Linked DNA regions of Homo sapiens: regions 2 and 3 are each linked to region 1. Evidence: chromatin loops called from intact Hi-C (ENCODE). Cell type or tissue: dorsolateral prefrontal cortex. All regions are shown on one strand.

Region 1 (8,000 bases):
CCTGTGTCCCAAACCCTTCTGAAGAAGTGGCTGTTCATGTGGTCATTAACTTATTCCCTCATTCATTCATTCAACAAGCATCCTCTGAGCCTCTCTCTGTGACAGGTCCCTGCCTGGTGCCAGGGATATAGAAATAGACAAGATCCTGTCCTGCCCTTGAGGAACTCATGGACACAAGAACCAGAGATTAGCACCCAATGTGATCAGTGCTGGGGGAGAAAGAAGCCCAGGGCAGAGGTGCGAGAATACCAGAGGAGCCCCTCACTAGACATGTGAGGAGGTCAGGGAAGGCTTTTGGGGGAGAAGACCCCTCCCCCTCCCCCTCCTTTGTTTTTTATTTTTGAGAAAAGATCTTGCTCTGTCACCCAGCAATCACTGCTCGCTGTATCCTCAACCTCCCAGGCTCAAGCTCAGCCTCCTGAGTAGCAGAGATTACAGGTGAGTGCCACCACCCGGCTAATTTAAATTTTTTTTTTTTTTTTGTAAAGACAGAGTCTCACAATGTTGCCCAGGCTGGTCTCAAACTCCTGAGCTCAAGGGATCCTCCTGCCTTGGCCTCCTAAAGTGTTGGGATTACAGGTGTGGGCTCCACCTCCTCTTGATGAATGGGCAGAAGAGCACCAGGCAAAGGGGAGGGGAGGGAAAGGGTTTTCCAGCAGAGGAACGGGCATATACGAGGCCCTGAGCAGAGAAAGCCAGGCCATGGGGGTAAAGTGGTTATGCAGTGAGAGGGGCTGCACACAGACACACAAGAACACATAAACCCCTCACATAAAGCAAACACGCAAACACACCAGCACATACATACACCCCCTCAGAGGTGCAGATGTGGGTAGGAAGCTGCACCCTGAAAGAGAAGAGAGTTCTTATTCGGGAACTTCAGTGAGCTCCGACTGGAGTGGGTTGTTGTAGGACGGTTTCCTTAGCAATCCCCTGCTTTCCTCCCCAAATACTCTCCAAGGACCGCTTCCAGGGCTCTTTCAGCTCCACCGCTGAGGCTCCCCTGGCTGCCAAACTCCAGAGTCTACCCCTGCCCCATCTCCCTTCTCCACTCCCATCCTCAACTCCGGGCCCCCAGCTCTGAAGAACTGACCCCAGGGAGTGTCCTGTCACATACGGGCCCACTCTCATCCCCACCCCTCTCTGCCCCTGTCGCTACCTGCTTTTCCCTACCCCTGGCCCCATGCTGTCCCTCCAGCAACTTTGAGAGGCAGATCTGATTTGCGCCTTTGTTTTTGTTTTTGTTTTTGTTTGAGATAGGGTCTTGCTCTGTCACCCAAGCTGGAGTGCAGTGGCGTGATCTAGGCTCACTGCAACCTCCGCCTCCCAGATTCAAGCAATTCTGCCTCAGCCTCCCAAGTAGCTGGGACTACAGGCTTGTGCCACCACGCCCGGCTAATTTTTGTATTTTTAGTAGAGACAGGGTTTCGCCATGTTGGCCACGCTGGTCTTGAACTCATGACCTCAGGTGATCCACCTGCCTCGGCCTCCCAAATTGCTGAAATTACAAGTGTAAGCCACTGTGCCTGGTCTAGGCCACTGGTCTTACTGTTTGTTTTCTATTTGTCCCACTTACACGGTTATTTTTCTCTCTTTTCTTGCCTTCTCTTGCCAGCCTACACCAACGTACCCAGCAAAAAATACTCTTCAAAAACAAAGGTGGCCTCTTCTAGAAGATCTGATTTTATAAAAAGAAAAAGAAAATTTTTTTTTAAATTCAAGTGAAACTGAGACATTTCATACAAATAAAAATGGAAAGAATTTATCACCAGCACGTCCCCATCAAAGAATTAGCAAAGGGTGATTTTCAGGCAGGAGAAAATGGATCCCAGATGGAAACTTGGAGATTTGGGAGGAAATGAAGGCCAATGGAGAGAGAAAATATTTGGTTAATCTAAACAAATATTGTCTGTATAAAACAATAATAATTAGGTCTTGTGGAGTTTGAAATATATAAAGGATTCAAATAGCAGATGGTAACAGATGACAATAGCATCCAAGTCAGGAGGGGGTAAATGGAGTTTTAAGTGGTCTAAACTTCCTGCATTTCCCTACGAGCAGTGAGAGTTTGTCTGTAGCAGACTTTAATAAGTCAAGGATACGCATTATAATCTTTAGGATAACCACTAAAAGAAAGGAGTACTAACAAATTAATAAAGCAATGCCATGGATTAATTAAAAGTACTGTATCAGTCTGGGCTTGGTGGCTCACGCCTGTAATCCCTGCACTTTGGGAGGCCGAGGTGGGCGGATCACTTGAGGTCAGAAGTTCAAGACCAGCCTGGCCAACATAGTGAAATTCCGTCTCTACTGAAAACACAAAAACTAGCTAGGCGTGATGATGGGTGCCTGTAATCCCAGCTACTCAGGAGGCTGAGGCACGAGAATCGCTTGAACCTGGGAGACGGAGGTTGCAGTGAGCGAGATCGCACCACTGCACTGTAGCCTGGGTGATAGAGCAAGACTTTGTCCAAAAAAAAAAAAAAAAAACCCACCAAAACAAACAAAAAAACCCATATAATCCATAATAAGGTGAGAAAGGAGGGAAAAATATATTTTTAAAAGAAACTTCAGGGTAATTAAAATGTTCTTAAATTGGACGGTGGGCACACAGTGTCCCACTTCAACCTGATTCATATACTGCACGTATATTAAATAAATTTTTTTTTTCCAGATGGAGTCTTGCTGTGTTGCCAGGCTGGAATGCAGTGGGGCGATCTCAGCTCACTCACTGCAACCTCCGACTCCCTGATTCAAGCAATTCTCCTGCCTCAGCCTCCCGAGTAGCTGGGATGATGGGCACATGACACCATGCCCAGCTAATTTTTGTATTTTTAGTAGAGATGGGGTTTCACCATGTTGGCCAGGATGGTCTCGATCTCCTGACCTCATGATCCGCCCACCTCGGCCTCCCAAAGTGCTGGGATTACAGGTGTGAGCCACCAAGCCCAATCTAAATAAATATTCTTTTCTCCGAACTCCACAGTTGATAAAAATGTTTAAAAAGCAAAGCAAGTGGCAGAACATTAGGCATATGCAATATGACCTCATTTGTGTGTGTGTGAATATATATATATATATATATATACATATACATATATTCTTTCTGTTGAAGAAAATCTGGGCTGGGCATGGTGGCTCATGCTTGTAATCCCAGCACTTTGGGAGGCTGAGGCAGGAGGACTGCTTGACCTCAGGAGTTTGAGACCAGCCTGGGCAACAGAGTGGGACCCTGTCTCTACAAAAATAATAATGAAAAAACTACCTACATATGGTGGTGCGTGCCTGTAGTACCAGTTACTTGAGAGACTGAGGTGGGCGGATCGGTTGACCCAGGCAAGTGGAGGCTGCAGTGAGCCATGACCGCTCCGCTGCACTCCAGCCTGGGCGACAGAGCTAGACCCTGACTTAAAAAAAAAAGAAGCCAGAAAAATAATCTGAAGCCTGTTTGCCAAAATGCAATCAGAGGTTGTGGTGGGATGGAATTCTGCAGGGAAGCTGCCCATGCCTGCCTTTTTCTATAGTCCATGGAGTTTGCATGTTGTTTTCAGGAAGTATATTATTACTTAATAATTACAAGTCACAAACAGGCCGCAAATATGTTTCCGTTTTGAAAAAATTAATTTGAAACTATGTGATGAGAATAGGATCGATGGCTGCCGTGGGGTCCCCAACGCCTGCCGATCCCGCGGTGTCCTCCGCTCTCCCCAGCACCAGCACCTCCAGCTGAGCGCCCCGACCACCTGCCGTCGTGACCACCTCGCCCACACGGTGGCGCTGCGGGGACAGCCCAGCCTCTCCAGGCTCCGAGGGCAGGGGACTGTTGTGGCAGGGAGGGGGCGGCGTGTCTTCGGGACCTGATTGATTTCTTTGGCCTCCCGCCGACAGCCTTACCAGGTGGCATCCGGAGCGCACGCTGGCAGCCAGTCAGTCGCCTCCGTGGGTAGCTCCGGAGCATTCACGCGGTGGTGCCGCCCAGCCCACCTCCCCCCACCGGAGTCAAATGGGCTCGTGTCTCCTGGCGACAAGACTGGATTCCCAGAGCAGGCCTGGAGGGCTCTCACGGCACTTGTTAGGACAGGCTTGGGGCCTGCCTCCAGAGGACCTTAGGTTCGGGTCCTTGGGGGAGTGCAAGCCGTGTTGACCCACCTCACGCGTCAAGGGAACTACAGAGGAGGGAGAGGGGGGTCTTGCCTGGGCCCCTCTGGGCTGAGGTTGAGTGTTTCTGATCTGTCTCTGAATTCTCCCACATGCAAATCTGAGCAAGCCACTCCCTGCTTAAGACACGCAATGGCTCCCTATCGCCCTCAGGAGAAGGTCCAAGTCCCTAAGCCTGACTCCTGAGGTTCCTTACCACCGCCAACACCCAATGCTCCATCTCACTTAATCCCTTCATTCCCTTAAACCTGTCAGGCACTTTCTTACCTCTGAGGTTCCCACATGCCATTCCCATTCACTCAAACACCTTTTCACTCCTTTTTCTTCTTGGCTAACTCTGACTCATCCTTCAGACCTATAGTTTAAATGTTGCCTCCTCCCGGAAGCACCCCCCTGCCGCCCAGCCCCCAAAGGTCCCCCAGGCTTCCCTTTCTCAACATCACATGGAGTCTCGCTGTGTCACCTAAGCTGGAGTGCAGTGGTACGATCTCTGCTCACTGCAACCTCTGCCTCCCAGGTTCAAGCGATTCTCCTGCCTCAGCCTCCCAAGTAGCTGGGATTACAGGTGCACACCGGTTAATTTTTGTATTTTTAGTAGAGACGAGGTTTTGCCATGTTGGCCAGGCTGGTCTCGAACTCCTGACCTCAACTGATCCTCCTGCCTTGGCCTCCCAAAGTGTTGGGATTACAGGCGTGAGCCACCACGCCCAGGCTTCACACTTGATTCTAATGATGGGTTTATTGCCTGCCTCTTTCATTGGACGGTGGCCTCAGGAGGGCAGGGGTCTGTCTTCCTGGGTCATTACTGCTCTCTCAGGGCCAGGACCATGCAGCACTCAGCAGGTGCTCCATACATTGCTGTGCCATGAGCGAATGTTCGTGACCATACCTCTCCTGGTGGTGGGTGCTTGAGGGGTGTGCAAAGACACTCGGTGGCCTCTGGGTAGGTGGAGGTGGCAGGGACGAGGCACAGTTACCACAGCCTGTCTAAGGAACCACTGGGCTTCCCTTGGACTCCTGCTGTCTGGAGAGACAAACCACAATGACTGGTGGTTGCCAGGCCCCTCCCCAGCACCCAGAGGGTGGCTGGACACAGGCTGACCTCAAGCGGCACCAGAAAGAGATGAGTGTGTGTGTCCCTTCACCCAGCCCTGTCTGGCCTCCTCCCTGTGCACGCGGTCGCCTCCCAGACTCGATGCCCAGCCTGCATGCCCAGCTGATGATGGATATCGCCTCAAATGTCCTCCAGCATCCTAAAGTCATCTGAATTCTCATCTTCCTCAAATCGCTTCCCTTCCTGGTTCCCCATCTCAGGAATGGCTCCACCATCTCTCCAGCCACCAGCCTACTTTCCTCCCTCTACCATCACCCACCCATCACCAAAGTCTGGTCTCTAATTGAGGACCCCACCATCTGCTTTGCTGATCTCTCCAGGGTTCTAGGAATAACACCCTCGCCCACCCCTAAGCCCTCCTGAGCCCCATATCACAGCCAGGCTTATTTACTTTCAGTTCCCCAAATGAGCTGTGCCTGCTCTCTGCTCCTGGCCTCTGTCTGTGCTGTTCCCTCAGCCTGGCCTCCCCATTTTTACCTGGGGAATGTGTGTGCACCCCTCAGGTTTCTGCTTAGACATCCCTTCTTCCAGGAAGTCCTCCCTGATTGGGTGCCCCTCCTTGGGGCTCCCATGGTCACCTGGGCTTCCCTGGTCTCTGCCCTCATCACACTGTGTTGCTGTTGCTTATCATCTGTCTCCTTGTTGCCAAATCTTGGGACAGCGGTCAGTCCTCAGCACATACAGCTGCTCAGCCTTGCCTGACCCAGCTGGCCATGCCCTCCTTGCTGAAAGCCCTCCTCCCATGGCTTCCAGGTCACTGCTGTCTCTGAGGTCTCCTCCTGTTGGCTGGCTGCTCCTACTCAGTTCTCTTGGCCGGTTCTTCCTCATCTCCTGCACCTAATGTTGGTGTCTTCCAGGACTGGGCCGGGACCTCTCCTCTCCTCTCCTCTCCTCTCCTCTCCTCTCCTCTCCTCTCCTCTCCTCTGTCTACTCTCCTTCCCTTTGCACCGGCCTTCAGATGCCTGGGTTTCAATCCCATTTGCATGCTGACAGCCCCTGAATTCTATTTCAGCCTGAATCTGTCCTCCGGCTGCTCCTCACCTCTCCACTCGATGTCTAATGGATGCCTCCAGCCCAGCAAGTTCACATGAAGCTCTTGGCTCAAACCCCTTCCTCCACTGACTCTTCTTCTGGGACCCTCATCCTTCTGTTCAGGAAGCCAAAAAGCTTGGTGTCATCGTTCACTCCTTTTTCTCACCCCACATCCAATCCGTCAGGAAAGCCAGTGACCACCTTCAACATACACCAGAGTCCCACGCCTTCTCACCACCTCGCCTAGACCACCTGGTCCAAGATCTCTTGTTAAGGCACGTGCAGTGGCCTCCTGGCCCCATCACTACTTCAGCCCTGGCCCCCTGCAGTCTATTCCCAACTGGCACCTGGCCTGGAAGTGAGGCCATGTTCACCCTCAGGCCCCACCTCACTTGGAGTAACAGCCAAGCCCTTCCCTGCCTACGAGACCCTCGGGGGCTGACCTGTTCTCCCACCACTGCTGGCCTCAGAGCCTTCGCACTGTCTGTTCCCTCTCCCTTTGAAACTCCCCCCATCATATCTGCACAGTGCCCTGCCTCTTGCTTTCAGATCTCTATTCAGGGAGGTCTCCCCTGGCCAATCTGCATGCAGATGAGGTCTCCGGTACTTCCCGTCTTAGACATATGTTTATATGTTCCTTATCTGTCTCCTCTACTAGAAGTAAGTCTATGAGGGCAGGAATTTCTTTCTCCTGTGTTCCCTGCTGTATTTTCAGTATCTAGAATGGTATCTGGCATGTAGTAGACCCAGATAAATATTTGCTAAATAAATGAATGAATGAACAAGTGCCTCCTTCACCAGACAGTGAAGATTTAAATGGCAGACACATGATCGTACTCACCACCATAGCCCGAGTACTTGAACCTAATCAGGGCTCAGGAAATACTTGCTGAATCCATGGGCAGATGGATGGATGGAAGGATGGAAGGATGGATGGATGGATGGATGGATGGATGGATGGATGGATGGATGGATAAACTGTCCCCAAGGGTTTCTACCAAGACAGGTACCCGGCCCAACTTTGCAGGAGGAGGCAGGTCTGTCCACCCTGGTGATGCCTGAGCCCTAGAGTCTCCTAGGGGCATCTGAGACACTGAGGTCCCAGTTCCTGACCACCCCACAGGACTTCCCCAGGTCCCAGAGGGTTTGCAATGCTTGTTCCTGGCAGCAAGACAGGAAACTGCTACAGGATGCCACGCTGATCCAAAACTTCAGTTCTTGTGCCCTTTAACACAGCACTTTTGCTTCAGAGAATCTTTTTGACTAAAAGGCTGGCAACAGTGCACAGAGTTAGAACCGCATGTTGTAGGGTCACAGCAGCATGGCTGGTAATTGCCTAGAGAAGGGAGCAGCCTGGATGCCCAATGGTAGGGGACCGCCTGGGTGCAGGGTGGCATAGCCTGCCACGTGATGCTTGGTGGTCAATACAAAGATCAAAGAGGATGGATCCAGGTGCTGAGATGGGAAGACACGGGGGAGATGCTAAGTGACAGAAGCATGTCACGGAACCATCGTGTGGAATGAGCTGTGTGTGGTGTGAATAATGAAGCTTGTGGGTGCGTGTGTGCCCATGTGTACATGTCTGTGTGCATTGGAAAGGGGCTGAACTCACAGTCACCCACCTGGATGGGGAGTGGTCACCCCTGGATGGGGAGCAGGATTTGAAAGGACACTTCCACTGACTGGCCTAGATACT
Region 2 (8,000 bases), 90 kb after region 1:
TGGTGGCTGGGTGGGAGGAGAGGCGGGAGGCCTGGCCTGGGCTAGCCTGGAGTGCCCCTACGCCCAGTTCTCGCTGCTCTCCCCAGCTGAGCAACGCTGGGATCTGTGCTCTCGGGAGCAGGAGGGCCGTCTGGTTTCTCCCAAGTCTGGGCAGGAGGTGGCTGGTACGAGAGTGAGGTAAGCAGCTTGGCCTGTGGGTGCATGGGGCTGAGGAGGAGCCCTGTCTTCTGCCCAGATCCCCACATTGTTCTGAACCGCCAGTCCCATGTCAGCCTGGAGGAGTCTTTGCATGTCTTTACACCACGTCTTGATTCCTCCGTTCTAACAAGCCAAAATGACACGGTGCAGGACTGGGCAGTTTACCAGGCAGCTTCCTGAGTGCAGTCTCATTCAAGTCTTGTGACAGTTCTGGGAGGATAGTATTCAGATTCTACAGAGTGGGGAGTTTGGGCCCAGAGAGGTTAGGGAACTTGCCCTAGGTCACAGAGCTGAGAACCCCCAGGGGTAGGATTTATCCCCTGGACTGTCAGATCCTAAAGCCTTGAGCTCTCTTTTCCTTCTGGACACTTTGTTTTGTAATGCAGGGCTCTGCATGAAGCCATGAGTTCTCTGTAGCCTCCAGCCCCTTCTCATCCTTCATTCCAGTAAGACTTTCCCCCAGGGAGCTGCTATTTGCTTCCTGGAGGAGCCTAGGGAAATTTAGTGTCTCTGAGGCTTGATTTCCCCATCTGCAAAATGGGCATAATAGCACCTTTTCCCTCTGAAGGCTTTTGTGAGGATGCAATGAGACAATTCAAGTCAAGCACTGGGTGCAGTGCCTGGCACAGAGGATACCCTTGAACTCTCTGCTGGCTGAGCCTAGCAAGCACCCGTGGAGTGGGCAGGGCTGGGGCAACCTCCCTATATTTCAGAGAAGCCACTTCGTCCGTGAAACGGTTCCGATGGGTTCCTGCCTTGCTCGGGGAATTGGAAAGGTAGATTGAGATCATGGCTGTGGAGCCTTGAAACCACTGAGTCTGGTGGGGGAAGAAGCAGGGTCTCCCCTGCTGTAAAACTGGCCACTAGAGCTCCAGTGGACATTGAGACGTCTCAGCCAATGGTCTCTCTGTTGGAGGAAGGGAGGGGAGAGGGATTGGGACCCTGCCCAGTTAGCCCCTGAGTAGGAGGCTCAGACCTGCTGAAGGTTTGGGTCTGAAATGACCCCTTGGAATTCCGCGTTGCCTGCCCCCGAATTGCAGCCAAGCTTTAGATTTCTCCCGGGAGAGGCCCAGCCAGTCAAATGTATTATTAAATGGCAGAGAGGCCGAGCGCTGCATGTGAAAGATAATGGGGGAATTTATATGATGGGCTATAAATCACAGAATGAGAAGCCCTGCAACCTGTGGGGAGGAAAATTAAGAAGTCCTGAGCAGTGACTTGTTTGGGGTGGGGGCGGAAGGCATTTGGCCCTGTTTTGCTGTGAGCCTGGCAGGTTCATGATGCACGAGGCCCAGGGGTCCGAGGGGCTCTGATGTGCACACTTCCTATGTACTCAATGGTGACACCCCCCTCCCCCCATTGGCAGCTGCTGTGTGACAATGCCAAGCTGGGCACTGGGTTATGACCTCAGGGAGAGCAGTGTGCCAGGAGAGACAGATGTGAGATGAATCATCAAAAAATATGCAGTCGGCCCTCCGAATCTATGGGTTCTGCATCTGTGGATTCAACCAACCAAGGATTGAAGATAGAAAAAAATTGCATCTGTACTGAACATGTACAGACTTTTTCTTGTCATCATTACCTAAACAATACAACTATCTCCATAGCATTTACATTGTATTAGCTATAAGTATTCTAGAGATGATTTAAAGTATACAGGAGGGTATGCATATGCTATATTTTAATGTCAGGGACTTGAGCGTGCTTGGATTTTGGTATCTGATTGGATTTTGGTATCCTGGATCCAATACCCCTGGGATACCGAGAGACGCCTGTATGGCACTGCACAAAGCAGTGGGCTCCCTGGAGGAAAGGCGCAGGGAGCTCAGAGAGAGTGTTGCAGGAGGGCTGTGGAGGAGGCGGTGAATTGAGAGAGGGGAGTGGTGGTTTTTCTGGAAAGGAAGAGTGAATGCGAGTCAGCCAGGTGGCTCAAGAGAGCTGTGGCAGGGAAGGTGAGCCAGAAAGAGTGGCCAAAGGCCAGCAGGGCCAGGGCAGCTAGGGCAGGGGCTGTGTTTCAGATTTCACTCTGGCTGTTTTATGGAGAACCACACTGAGGAGGCAGCGGAGGATTTGGGGGGACAGTTCGGGGGGATGGAGGTCCCCAAAGGTAGAGATGGCGATGCCCTGGTTCTGGGAGATGTCAATGAAGGTGATGAGGTGGACAGCCTCAAGCTGGAATTTGGAGCTCTGAAGAGCCCATTTCACAGAGCAGGCTCCAAGTCTACAAAGCCAGCCCCATGTCCTGTATCCTAGGAGGTGGGAATCATGGGAGCAAAGACACAAAGGAAAGAAGCAGTGAAGGGCTGGGGGCCAGGGTGGTTGGGGAAGGGATAGGAGTAGGGTGTGGTAAGAGGGAAGATAGGAGTAGGGCTGGGGCCATATCCACTGACCACTATCCTAGGCTAGGACTAGAGTCAAGGCTGTGTGGGATTGAATCCTGTCTCTGCCACTAATCAACTCTTGTGCCTGTAAAATGGGAGAGTAACAGGATTCACTGCTTTTGGTCATTAGAAGGACTTGCTGAATTGACACTGCCTGACAAAGGGGAAGCACTGAATTGGGATTAAGTATGCACTGAGTGGCCTTGGGCAACTCTGCCCTCTCTGAGCTTTGCTTTCTTCTAGCAGGTCTCTGCAAACCCTCTAGGCCAAAGTCCTCTAATCTCCCTGTGCTAGCAGTGTGCAGCTCCCGAGGGTGGTCAGAGCACAGCGGCAAGCTGGCTGTATTGCCTCAGATGGGACCGTGTCCCTCTCTGCCCTGTAAGGGGATACCATGCCTATCAGAGCTGTAAGGGGATATTTTAATCAGCCCAGGACCTGCTGAGGTCAGAGGGCATAGGGACCAGAACAAAGAATGCCAGTCACGGCTGCTGCCTGGCCCTAGATGACCTGCTGGGCCCCAGAATCCAGACCACATGGGGAGCCTGCGGAGGGAGGTGGAAGCTGGGGGCCTCACTGTGGGTCAGGCACTGTTCAAACTGGGTGTTCTCCATTTTGGGCCTCAGTTTGCCCATCTGTACCATGAGGTTTATAACCCCTCCCTGCCTGCAGCACATGGGGTGCTGAAAAAAAGGAACAGGCTGCAGTTTGGACAAAGCAGATTCAGGTCTTTATTGGGGGCTGTGGTCTCAAAGCCTGAGAGAGAGCAACAGGTGGGCGAGTGAGGCTCAGTGCGGCCCACGGATGACCTGCTTTGGAATCACCTGTGGGACCACTGCCCGCTGATGAAAAATGCAGACTCCTGGGCTGTTCCCCAGACTGGCTAACTTAGACTCTGCCCGGTGGGCCCAAGTGTCTGCACTTTAACCCACATCCCAGGGGACTGGAATGTCTCGAAGTCCAAGATCTGAAGTTCTGGGCATCCCCTTCCTTGCATCAGGGGAACAGGGGCCCAGAGGGCATGGGGTCGGCTGGCCCAAGTTGCTTAGGAGACTGGAATCCTATGCCATGCCACTCAGGGGTCCTTCCTGTGCATCGCCCCAGGAGCCCTGGGAGTCCTGGGTGATGCCTGGGGCAAGGGGTACTTTATCCTAGGGCTCCATAGCCCAGCAGGGGGCAGCGCAGATCAGCACCTGCTGAGGGCTCCCCGCTGCTGTGTGGGCCTGGGCTGGGTAGTGCGGATCTAGAAAGAGCTCACTGTTCCGGAGAGGTAGGTGTGGGCCTGGGTGGGAAGACGGGCCTGTGTGTGCATGGGAGCCTGTGTCAGGGGGGCGACAATGAGAGAGAGAGCACCAGGAGGACACAAGAAATGCGACATCAGAGAAAGCAGGCCCAGAACATTGTGAAACTTCCTTACAGCTTCCCGGGACAGAGGCTGCAGGGGAAGAGGAGAGGGCATCTGTTGCCCAAGCTGCCTCCCTAGGACTGTCAGTGGGATTGGGGTGACTTCAGGCCTCCCCACCTCCCCCCACACCATGTCCTCTGGGCTTTTAAATGAGGATCAATCAGAGGTCAGCCCCTCCCCAAGTTCAGCATCAGAGTCAGGAGGGACTAGGGGCTGGGCTACAGGCTAAACTCCAGCCCCAACTCTCCAACTGGCCCTTCCTTACTTTGCCTGCTACAGCTTCCTCTGCTGCTGGGAACCTGTGGGCAGGCCTACGGCGTGGGGTGGGGCCAGTCCTGAGCCTCTGGACCTCTGACTTGAGAGTGGGCTGACCACTAGATCTCTTGAGGCCTTCTGCAGTTCCCAGTTGTGGGAAGGCAGCTTCACTTTCATACTTTCTCAGGGCAATGGGGGGCTGGTTTGGTAGTGAGCTCCCTGTCACCAAAGGTATGCTAGACAAGACTAGGTGAATTTTTCTTCCTCTTAAGCCTTTGGTGACAGGCTAAAGGGTGGGTCCTGGGCCATCCCCTCTTTATACCCCATCTGTCTGTTAATCATTAATTGCCAAGAGAGCTCCTCCTGGGATGGGGTGACTCCTTGGCTATGGGGGATGCTGATATCCAGGATGACCTTGAACTTGTTTTTCTTGGCCCCAAACTTTCTGCTACTTCCTGTTTGAGCAGGTGCAGAAATTATAGGGGCCCAACCCTTCCTTGTTTTCCTGGTAGAATTTCCAGACAAAATGCTCTTCCCAGGATGGGGGCAGAGCTGGGATTGTTCTCACTCCCAAGGGGATTTGAGGAATGAGGATGGCAGAAGCTCCATTTAATTCCCACCTACCTGGTCTTAGGATGCTAGCTATGGGCTAGGTGGGATCCTCAGGAAAGGCCAGTAAATGTGAGAACCGTGGCTCTGGCAGTGCTTGCCTCTCCTCTAACACCAGCTATGGCTCCCATTTATGTTCCAGATTGGACACAGAGGCTCTGAGTGTCAATACCCAATGGCCTTGAACACCCACCCAGGCCAACCCCATTTTGTAGGAGGGGAGGCTGGGGCTGTGAGCCAGAGGAGCCTTGTTCAAAGGCACACAGCAAAGTGAAGGCATTTATTCATCCATTCATTCATTCACCGAGTGCAATCTCTGTGCCAGTTCCTTCACGGTCAGGATTTGCACCCTGGCCTGCTGACCATCCTCAGCTGCCACTCAAAAATAAACTTTCCAGCCTGCCATCCATGTGTCACACCAGGCCTCAAGAGGTAGGTCACTTGTTCCTGGTCCCACAGCCAGCCTGCCTGCCTGCCTGCCTGCCTGCCTGCCTACCTTCCTTCTTTCCTTCTTCCTTCCTCTTTCTTTCTTTTCTTTCTTTCTTTTTCTTTCTTTCTTTTCTTTCTTTCTTTCTGTCCATTTCTTTCCCTTTCTTTCTTTCTTTCTTTCTTTCTTTCTTTCTTTCTTTCTTTCTCTCTTTCTTTCCTTTCTTTCTTTCTCTCTCTCTCTTTCTTTCTTTCTTTCTTTCCTTTCTCTCTCTCTCTCTCTCTCTCTCTCTCTCTCTCTCTTTCTTTCTTTCTTTCTTTCTTTCTTTCTTTCTTTCTTTCTTTCTTTCTTTCTCACTTTCTTTTTTTTTGACAGGGTCTTCCTCTGTTGCCCAGGCTGGAGTAGAGTGACACGATCATAGCTCACTGTAGCCTCAACCTCCCTGGCTCAAGCAATCCTCTCACCTCATCCTCCCAAGTAGCTGGGACTACAGGCACACACCACCATGCCTGGCTAATTATTATTATTGAGACTGAGTCTCACTCTGTCGCCCAGGCTGGAGTGCAGTCGTGCAATCTCAGCTCACTGCAACCTCTGCCTCCCGGGCTCAAGCAATTCTCGTGTGTCGGCTTCCAGATGGGATTTCACCATTGCTGGCCAGGCTGGTCTCAAACTCCTGATCTCAGGTGATCCACCCACCTCAGCCTCCCAAAGTGCTGCAATTACAGGCGTGAGCCACCACACCTGGCTTTTTTTTCTTTTTTTTTTTTTTTTTGTAGAGACAGGGTCTCACTGTGTTGCCAGGGCTGGTCTCAAACTCCTGGGCTCAAGTGATCTTCCTCTCTTGGCCTTCCAAAGTGCTGGAACCACAGCTTCTTTTCTATTAAAAAAAAAAAAAAAAAAAAGAACAGGGGCTTTGAGCCCAGCTCCCTTCATGCACCTCGTTCATCACACATTTATTGAGTGCTATTCTATGCACTGGGCATATGGCTGTGAACTGGACTCACAAGGTTCCTGTCCTCATTAAAGTCTGGGGAAACAAATTAATGAACATCTGAATACACAGATTAGATAGTTTCAGGAAGCGCTATGTGGAAGAAAATAAAACAGGGCAATGGGATATCATGGAGAGATTGGGGCAAAGGCACTTGAGATAAGGGGTCCAGGGAAGGTCTCTGAGGGTGTGATATTTGAGCTGAGGCCTGAATGACAGGAAGGAGCTGTCCATCTGAAGATCTGGGGTTTGTGGGAATGAGGCAGCAGGAACTGGAGATGCAAACGCCCTGAGGTGGGACCACGTTTGGCACATTCAGAGATTGAAAAGTTATCAAGCTGAGTCCAGAACTATCTTAGCCAGTGGCTCCTCAAGAAAGCCACTAGAAAGCTCTTTTAAGAATATAGATTCCTTGGCCCTACCCATCAAAATCTGGATTCAGGGATGCTGGGAGTGGGGCCCTGGAATCTGTTTCTGAATGCTCCCAATGTAGTTAATGGCATCCAGTCCAGCCCCACACCTGTAAGCCTGCCATATGGAGCCATCCCCTTCTTTCATTTTTTGCAGAGGGAGGATCAGAGAGGCACCGTGACTTATTCAAGGTTGCACAGCCACACAGTGACAAATCTAAGCCTCAAGCCCAGATCTCCCACCAGAGTTCTGCCCTTACCACTTCTCTTCTTCCCCTCTGGAGAAGCTGCCTGGGCCTCACCCCAACTTGGTTCTATCTCCCTGTCTATTCTCCCTGATCTCACCCCTCACATAGCCTGCTCCCCAGTCCTCACTGTATCCTCTGCTCCAGCCTCACCATCCTACCCACTGTCTCCAGTACATGCTTTGTTCATTTCCACCTCTGGGGCTTTTCTCATGCTGTCTCTCCCTCCAAGAATATACTTTTCTGCTCGCTATGCAGTCAACTCCTACTCAGCCGTCTAGCTCCATGCCAGTGTCTCCTCCTCCAGGCAGTCTTCCAGGACTTCTCTCTTCTCCAAATTCTCTCAGTGCTGACTCCAGGTCAGATAGGCTCAGCCACTTTTTTCGAATGTTGCCATCATCTCTCCCACTGTTGCTAAGAGCCTGCTCTGGGCTGGGAGCTGTACTGATCAGCTCTGGACTGTCCTCTCAACCAATCCACAAATTAGTGAGAAAAGAAATAGCCAAGGCTAGGCATGGTGGCTCAAACCTATAATCCCAGTGCTTTGGGACAATAAGGTGGGAGAATCACTTAAGGCCAGGAGTTCGAGACCAGTCTGAGCATCATGGCAAGACTGTGTCTCTACCAAAAAGTTAAAAAATTAGCCAGGCATGGTGGCACACACGCCTGTAGTCCTAGCTGCTCGGGAGGCTGAGGCAGGAGGGTCACATGAGCCCAGGCATTCGAGGTCGCAGTGAGCTATAATCCCACCACTGCATTTCAGCCTGGGCAACAGAGCGAGACCTTGTCTAAAAAAGAAGAAGAAGAGGAGGAGGAAGAAGAGGAAGAAGAGGAAGAGGAAGGGGAAGGGGAAGAGGAAGGAAACAAGGAAGGAAGGAGAAAGGAGGGAAGGAAGGAAAGAGAAAGAAGGAAAGAAAGAAAAGAAAGGAAAGAAAGGCTGGGCGCAGTGGCTCATGCCTGTAATCCCAGCACTTGGGGAGGCTGAGGCAGGTGGATCACCTGAGGTCAGGCGTTCGAGACCAGCCTGGCCAACATGGCGAAACCCCGTCTCTACTAAAAATACAAAAATTAGCCAGGCG
Region 3 (8,000 bases), 460 kb after region 1:
TAACAGGACATTACGTAGTCTTAAAGTATCTTCCCACAAGATACTTACTAATTAGAAAGGGGAAAATAGCAACTTTTCCATGAAAATCTGGCAGACACCACCTTAGCCAAATGATTAAAGTTGACATTACCAGTAATAAGACAGAAGGACATCATGTGCCTCCAGATATGATACCCACGAGAAAAACACAATGTTGCTTCTGTGGTACTCCTGCCAAAAATGTGTATCCTGGATCTAATACTGAGGAAACCCCAGACAAACCCAAATTGAGGGGCAGTGTACTAAGTAGCCTGTGCTCATCAAAAATACCAATGTCATGAAACACAAAGAAAGACTGAGAAATTCTTCCAGATTGAAGGAGACTAAAAAGACACAACAACCAAATGTGATGCACAATCCAGGACCTTCTTTTGCTATACATTATTTGGATAATTGTCAAAATCTGAATGGGAAACAGTCGACCAAATAAAGAGACAACCTATGGAATGGGAGAAAATATTTGCAAACCAGACATCTGATAAAGGGTTAATATCCAAAATATATAAGGTACTCAGCTCAGTAGTAAGAAAACAAATAACCCTATTAAAGAATGGGCAAAGAATCTGAATAGATATTTGTCTAAAGAAAACATACAAATGGCCAATGGGATATGAAAAAATGCTCAGAATCACTAATCATCAGAGAACTGCAAATTAATAACCCAATGAGCTGTCACCTGTTAGAACAGCTATTATCAAAAAGACATGATCTTGGCGATGATGTGGAGAAAAGGGAACCTTTGCACACTGTTGGTGGGAAGGTAAATTAGTATGGCCATTATGGAAAACAAAAAAACTAAAAATAGAACTACCCATCATGATCCAGAAATCCTACTGGGTTTTTATCCAAAGGAAATGAAACCAATATGTTGAAGAGAGATCCGCACTCCCGTGCTTATTGCAGCATGATTTGCGATAGCCAAGATACGGAATCAACCTGTGTCCGTCGCGGGTGAATGAATGAAGAAAATGTGGCATGTCTACACAATGGAATATAGTTCAGCCTTAAGAAAGAAGGAAATCCTGTCATTTGCAACAACTTGGATGAACCTGAAGGACGTTAAGCGAAATAAGCCAGGCACAGAAAGACAAATACTGCATGATCTCACTTATCTGTGGAATCTAAATAAGTTGAACACACAGAAGTAGAGAATAGAATGAGGGTTACCAGGGGCTAGGGGCATTGGGGAGCTATTTGTCAAAGGATACAAAATTTCAGTTAGATTAGAGGAATAAGTTCAAGAGATCTATTGTACAACATGGTGAGTATAGTTAATAACAATGTATTGTATTCTTGAAAATTGCTACTAAGAGAGTAGATATTAAGTGTTCTCACCACAAACAAAAATGATATATATGTGAGGTAATCTGCATGTTAATTAGCTCAATTTAGCCATTCCATAATGTATGCATATTTCAAAACAACATGTTGTACATGATAAATACATACATTTTTTATTTGCCAATTAAATATTTATTTTAACATAACAAAATGATAATTTTATTAAGTAAACAATAAAAATACAAATTTATTAAAATTTAAAAAATTTTTAATATCTACTCACTGTTAACTTCACCAGCTTTTTTGATGTGAAAATCTAATAAAATGAATGATGCATAAATATTTACCTGTACATTACTTATTGTTCTCTATTCTCTGTATAGTATATATGTAGACATATATGTATGTACTCTATATACCATAATGTGTACATAAACACATTTACTATATAAACACTATATATAAGTAGATATACATAAAGAACACATATATGCACATATATAATACTATATACTGTCCAGAGAAGAATGAATGTTGTATATATATATATATGACTTTAAATAAAAGTTTAAAATATATATATGACTTTGTATACACACATAGCCATTTTAGTGTCTGCTTCATAAAACTATAGAATAATAGAGATGTACTAATTTCAAGGGGTTATATGAATCCATTCCATGATTTCAGATAGTTAGAAATCTAAATCCAGTCCATGAAGGCTGATCTATTTTCTTCTTTGCTATCTCTAGAGATGGCTACTATATATAATTTTAATAAATAATCATATAATTTCCCATAAACTAAATTTAATTCTCTAATATTTGTTTCTCTTTTTCCACCTTCCTCTTTGTCTTTGTATCTCTCCAAGAGAAACTGTATCCTACGTGGTCATTAAACCTGTATAAATAGACTAGTATTGAGCTTTATTATGTTTTTCTTAACATTATTTCATGTATTAATATTGCCTCTGAAGTGCCTTCTAATGTTTAGTTAATCTGACAGTTCATTCTTCCTTATAAATTACCTTTATCATTTAACACAAGTCTCTTTCCTCTTAATCATCATTTAATACAACTGACACACAATGAAAGTTGTATTAAGTGAAAATGAAAACCATGTCGACTCCCTCCCTTTATAAAAATGAGATTCAGGTATTGCTTAAAACGAAAATACATCTATTTTTTCTTGCTGCAATTGTAACACCCCTTTAGAGCCTCCTCAATGAAGTGAGATTATTTCAGCCCTCTATCTCAGGGGCTGGCAAACTTTGGAGCGTGGTTCAAGTATACCAGTGCCTGTTTTGTAAAGAAAGTTTTCTCATTTACGTATGGATGGTCTATGTCTGCTTTCACACTCCAACAGCAGAGCTGAGTATTTATGACAGAGACTCTATGACCTACAAAGCTGAAAAGAGTTACTATCTGGCTTTTACAGGAAGTTTGCCATCCTCTGCAATGGAGGGACATCTAACCATTAGTTATGCTGCTACAAAAACAAGCATTCAAATATAGTATTGTTAGCTGTATTGACAAATGTATCCAATCGAAGGACAGCTTTCCATGGGCATTTGAATATTCCATATCACATCTGTTTACATTTAATAGGTTATTTCCAAGGTAATTCTCTCTAGAACTGAAATCTGCCAAAATGTCCTCAAAATCAGAGTTGTAGTTTACATGATAGTTAAAAATATGGCTTTCAGTGTCTGATAGGTCATGATTCAAAGCAAGATCTGCCACCTAATGGTTGTTAGTACCTGCTAAGTACCTAGAGAGGAATGCGTAAGCTTGGGCATGGCACTTGAACTCTCTAAGCCTTTGATATGGTTTTGCTGTGTCCCTACCCAAATCTCATCTTGAACTGTAGCTCCCATAATTCTCACATGTCACAGGAGGGACCTGGTAGGAGATAATTGAATCATGGGGTCAGTTTTCCCCATACTGTTCTTGTGGTAGTGAATAAGTCTTATCAGAGCTGATGGTTTTACAAGGAGTTTCTCCTTTCTCATGGCTCTCATTCTCACTTGCCTGCCACCATGTAAGATGTACCTTTTGCCTTCCGCCACGATTGTGAGGCCTCCCCAGACACATGGAACTATGAGTCCATTAAACCTCTTTTTCTTAATAAATTACTCAGTCTCAGGTATGTCTTTATCAGTAGCATGAAAACAGACTAATATAGCCTTATTTTATTCTCCTTATTTATAAAATGGAGGTAATAAGAGTATCCATCTTATAGGTGTAATGTGAGAATTAAATAAGAAAAAAAGTATATAATGTATTCACGATTATAGCCAGAGCATGTGATGTATGCCCCATAACTAGTGTGTGTTTTTAAATAACCCTAGTCAATATATAAAAAATTACAATTTTAAAATCTGAATAAATTCTGAAAATGATAATACTAGATAGCTGTTGATTTCATGATTTTGATAATGACACTGGTTATGAAAGAAAGTGCTCTTATTTTTCAGAAATACACACAGAAGTGGTTAGGGGTACATATAGGAACATCATGTATGCAACATACTCTCAAAAAGGAGAGAGACGGCAGACATCAATGTTAACATCTGGGGTTGCATGGAGGATATGTAGAAATTATTTGTATTATTCTTACAATTTATCAGTAAGTCCAAAATTATGTCAAAATAAAAAGCTAAAAGAAAAAGAAGGGATCCTTAGGTCCAAACACACAGAGAAGAACTGTTATCGATATATTCTAGCCAAACATATCCTTTTATCTTATTCTTCTAATCCTTCTAGCAAATGTACAGGGTTAATTTCAGAAGGAAGGTGGGAGAAGAGGGTGCATGTTTGCGTGAGGGGAAAGGACAAGAGAATCCTTTCATTAGCAAGGCCAGAAAATTTGATTACATCACCTTTCTAAATTCAAATCTCTACTTTGCTTTGCCTTTCATTAGAACCCCTCCAAGATACAATTACACAGAAAAGAAGTTGAACAAGAAACAGAATAGGAGAGATTTCTTTCTTTCTTTGGAGATGAGGAAAAAGGGTAGAGCAGAGCAATTTTTATAATTTCCTTTTGAAATAGGCATTGAAGTCAAGATTGGCTCTGCTCTTTTCTCGTAGAAAATTAGACATCTCTAGTCAAGTGACTCAGGCTACATCACTAAGAACTTTTGCAAAATGAAATGAAAGGACAAAAATTGAAGGGTGAAAGATGACCTTTAACTTCCTTTGGGGAAGCAAGGTTTTCTTGACCTTTAAAATAGACTGTCCCAGAAAAATGTTTACTTCTCCTACTTTTTCTTTTTAAAAGCTTGCCATTAGAGAGAGAGAGAAAAAAAAAAGCATATTAAAGCAGTGGCCCTCTAATGATCGTATTCATCTCAAAATTCCACATAATAAATCAGTACGGCAAGGTAGCAAGATTGTAATACTTGTGATTTAAAACATTAAATGTATTGGGGGCAAATTGAAGTTTAGAAAATTAAACAATAAGCTCCTAGTATGAGAAGTGTTATTGCACAGGACTGTCTCTGGCAGGAGGAAAAAATACACATACACACACACACACGCACACACACACACACACACACACACCAAGTTAAGCCAAACAGGGATACAATTCAGTCAAAAAGAAGTCTTAGCTCTTTTCTTCTCCTAAGTGATCTATCATCATATAATGAGATAATTCATCTCAAGATCAGATTTTTATTAAAAATTAAAATATATTCATTTCCACATTTTCAAAAAGCCATGAAGACCCAGAACACTTTGTCTAAGCATTCTTAGCTCCAGCTTAGATTTCCATTTGAAACTGCAAATCCTTTCTTAATATTCATTCATTTCACACATACACCTGAGGGTCCCCTTTGTGTTGGGCACTGGGGAGCAGAAATAAATCTGACCAGATTCCAGTTCCTCAAGGGACCCCCAGTTTAACAGGGAGAGCAGATAAGTAAATGTCCACTTAGTGAGGGGATAGAGTGTGATTCTCCTAGCAAACCTCTGATGCTACAGATGAGGAAATTGAGGCTCAGAGTAATTAACTTACCCGAGGGATACACTTAGGAAGTAATGAAGAAAGGATTTCAACCCAGGTCTATTCTGACCCCAAACCCTTGCCTCACTGTCTCTCAGCCTGGAACACTGCAAATAGCATATTTTAGGGTCCTATAATTGAGAGAGTACAGGATTGGGATCAGAGGACAGAGTGGTCAACTATCCCACATTCAAGGCAGCAGGGGTATAGGAGGTGGAGTAGGGGAGGAAGTATCAGAAAGGGCCTTCACAGATTTGGAGACATCGGCTCTGAACAAGGATACGTAGCAAAGGTTTGTGCAGTGAAGAAGAGGAGGAAGGGTCTCCCAACAGAGGAAATGGCGGCAAGGGCAACAGTCAAGAAGTGTGAGAACCTTGATAGATATGAATCTTTCTGAATGGCCTTCAGAAGGAGCCAACAGGAAGGATGCCTTGGCTTAGCCAATATCTGCTAGTCTCAGCGAATCACACCACAGGGATTGTGCAGGAATGTGCAGATACAGCTTCAGTTCCTCACCTGGGAGGGGGTGAAGCTGAGATAAAGGAATTGCGATTGCCTGGGGGTTGCCACAGCCAGCCCCACAGAGGCAGCCATACCGTAGCCTTCATTATTGGCTGTGATGCTGAGCCCCAGGCTACACTGACCCCAGCATTAGCAAGATGATGATGGATTACATAAAGCCCTTTGTGCTCCAACTGAAACCCTGGCAGCAGAAACTTGTGCAGAATTTTAACTCCAATGAAGAGTTTTATGAAAGTCCAGGAAAGCCAAACCCAGAGAATCACAAAAAATTAGAAGAAAGGGATCTTAGTGAAAATCTACAATCTCCTCCTTTTGCAGAAGAGGCACTGAAGAAGCCTTGGCGGGTGGGGGAAGGCTAGATGACTTGGCCAGGGTCTCATAGTCAGTGAAAAGGTAGAGTCCTGACTTGAACCTATGGTCAGGCACGTGGCTCACACCTGTAATCCCAGTACTTTGGGAGGCAGAGGTGGGCAGATCACTTAAGGCCAGGAGTTCGAGAGCAGCCTGGCCAACATAGCAAAACCCTGTCTCTACTAAAAATACAAAAATTAGCTGGGCATGGTGGCGCAGGCCTGTAATCTCAGCTACTCAGGAGGCTGAGGCAGGAAAATTGCTCGAACCCAGGAGGCAGAGGTTGCAGTGAGCCGAGATCGTACCACTGCACTCCAGCCTGGGAGACACAGCAAGACTGTCTCAAAAAAATAAAAATGAAATAAAATAAAAAGACTTGAACCTCTGTCTCCTAACTCCAGTTCAGTGTTTCATTTCACTTGAAATGACTGCATAGGAACTTTTCCTGACTTCTCCACCTTCCCACCTTCCCCACTCCATGTTATGCTGGTTTCCATAGTGCCTGTGTTTAATTCCATCCCAGCTTGGACCATCCGTCTCCTCTGCTAAGCAGGACCCTTCATTGGAAGCCAAGACTATATGTTTTGTCTGACTCCCCAGTCTGCCAGGGCTGGACATATAAAGGGCACTTAGTAAATATTTGTTCACACTAAAGGAAACTGTGACAGAGTCAGAAGATGTGGGTCTTAGTCCCAGCTACATGAACCTATAGGCCATGGGACTGTGGGCCAGTTACTCAACCCTCTGAATCTCAGCTTCCTCATCTATAAGATGATGAATAAGAACATGATGTAGTGGAAAGATGACGGGATGTAGACCCTATAAATGTCCAACTGAATGAATGAATGGTCACCTTCCTCTACCAGAAATCCTGAGGGCAAGGGGATTTCTAACTTGTTTTGTATCCACAGCACTTGGCACTTAGCAGGCCTCGGGAAACGATTGCACTAAACCACATAAGAATATCTGAGTACACCAGCAGTTGTATAACCGGGAGCAAGTACCTGTGATTCTGATCCTTTATTTCCTCATTTGTAAATCAGAGATCATGATACCTTCCCAAACTGAGTGAAGATAAAAGAGGTCATGTATATAAAAATCATTTGGTAAACTGCAAGCACAACACAGATGCCAGTCGTCATTTGGGCTGTTTAAAAGGACTTCCTGATGAACAGGACCTAAGTATGTTTTCCAGAGAGGAAAATATACTTTCCAGAGGGGAGCAGCATCTTGAGTTTCAGATGATATCGTTTTCCCAGTTAACACATTGAACTGTTAAGCAAGGGGCACAAGAACAGTATAATACATCCAAGCAGGAGGTGAAGTTCTATTTTTGGCAACAAAGGAAATAACACTGGAAGCAGATGGGGAGGTGAAACCATGGCTCCTATGGAGTCCTTGCCAGCCGCTTTGAACCATCTGCCTTCTTCTGACAGCTGGAGTCCCCTCACTTCTGTCTTTACTCCTTTACTAGTTATGCGCCAGAACCCAGGGCCACTGCATCGGCCTCCAGGGATGCCGTGCTTCAGAAGCAGGAGACACTGCATTCTCCATGTTACTTCCCAGGCTTACTGCAGACGTGTGAGGGCGATGTGTGTGGCTGAAGGTTGGGTCATCACCAGGGAAAGGCTGGCTGGTGGCCACCTGGCGCTCCCACCGGACGGCATCACTTTGGTAAGTTTCTCATGCTCCGAGCCTGGCCCACCCTGTTGTGAAGTGACAAGCTGGGTCCTGCAGATACCCCTGGCCTCAAAGAGGCTAACTTTTGATGACTAAACTCAAAAGAGACAAAAAAAAAA

The links. A loop is a pair of places that touch in the nucleus more often than their neighbours do. Peaks named below come from ENCODE experiments on the same cell type or tissue, not always from the same donor. Only the 100,000 strongest peaks of a DNase experiment are listed, where the experiment ranks them.
Region 2: a loop joins it to region 1, with 3 times the contacts of the local background. A loop is called at or near these places in 20 of 110 quality-filtered maps.
Region 3: it touches region 1 in a loop (4-fold over the local background); 10 of 110 quality-filtered maps call a loop at or near these places.

The regions. Positions count from the first base shown.
Region 1 is chr9:121,546,885-121,554,884 of GRCh38, forward strand. The region is part of intron 1 of LOC107987016 (a long non-coding RNA gene); the gene reads right to left. Among named protein-coding and RNA genes, the nearest start is that of GGTA1, 51 kb to the left of the region's middle. In dorsolateral prefrontal cortex, CTCF peaks have their summits at 3,772 (motif pointing right) and 3,979; DNase peaks (open chromatin) are centred at 3,777 and 5,277; H3K4me3 peaks cover 851 bases.
Region 2 is chr9:121,636,459-121,644,458 of GRCh38, forward strand. It overlaps a transcript of DAB2IP not described here. Among named protein-coding and RNA genes, the nearest start is that of DAB2IP, 11 kb to the right of the region's middle. In dorsolateral prefrontal cortex, a CTCF peak has its summit at 3,745 (motif pointing right); DNase peaks (open chromatin) are centred at 100, 1,573 and 3,763; H3K27ac peaks cover 5,350 bases.
Region 3 is chr9:122,007,818-122,015,817 of GRCh38, forward strand. The region is part of intron 3 of TTLL11 (tubulin tyrosine ligase like 11); the gene reads right to left. Among named protein-coding and RNA genes, the nearest start is that of TTLL11, 81 kb to the right of the region's middle. In dorsolateral prefrontal cortex, no CTCF peak of the experiment used is centred here; no DNase peak of the experiment used is centred here; H3K27ac peaks cover 4,237 bases.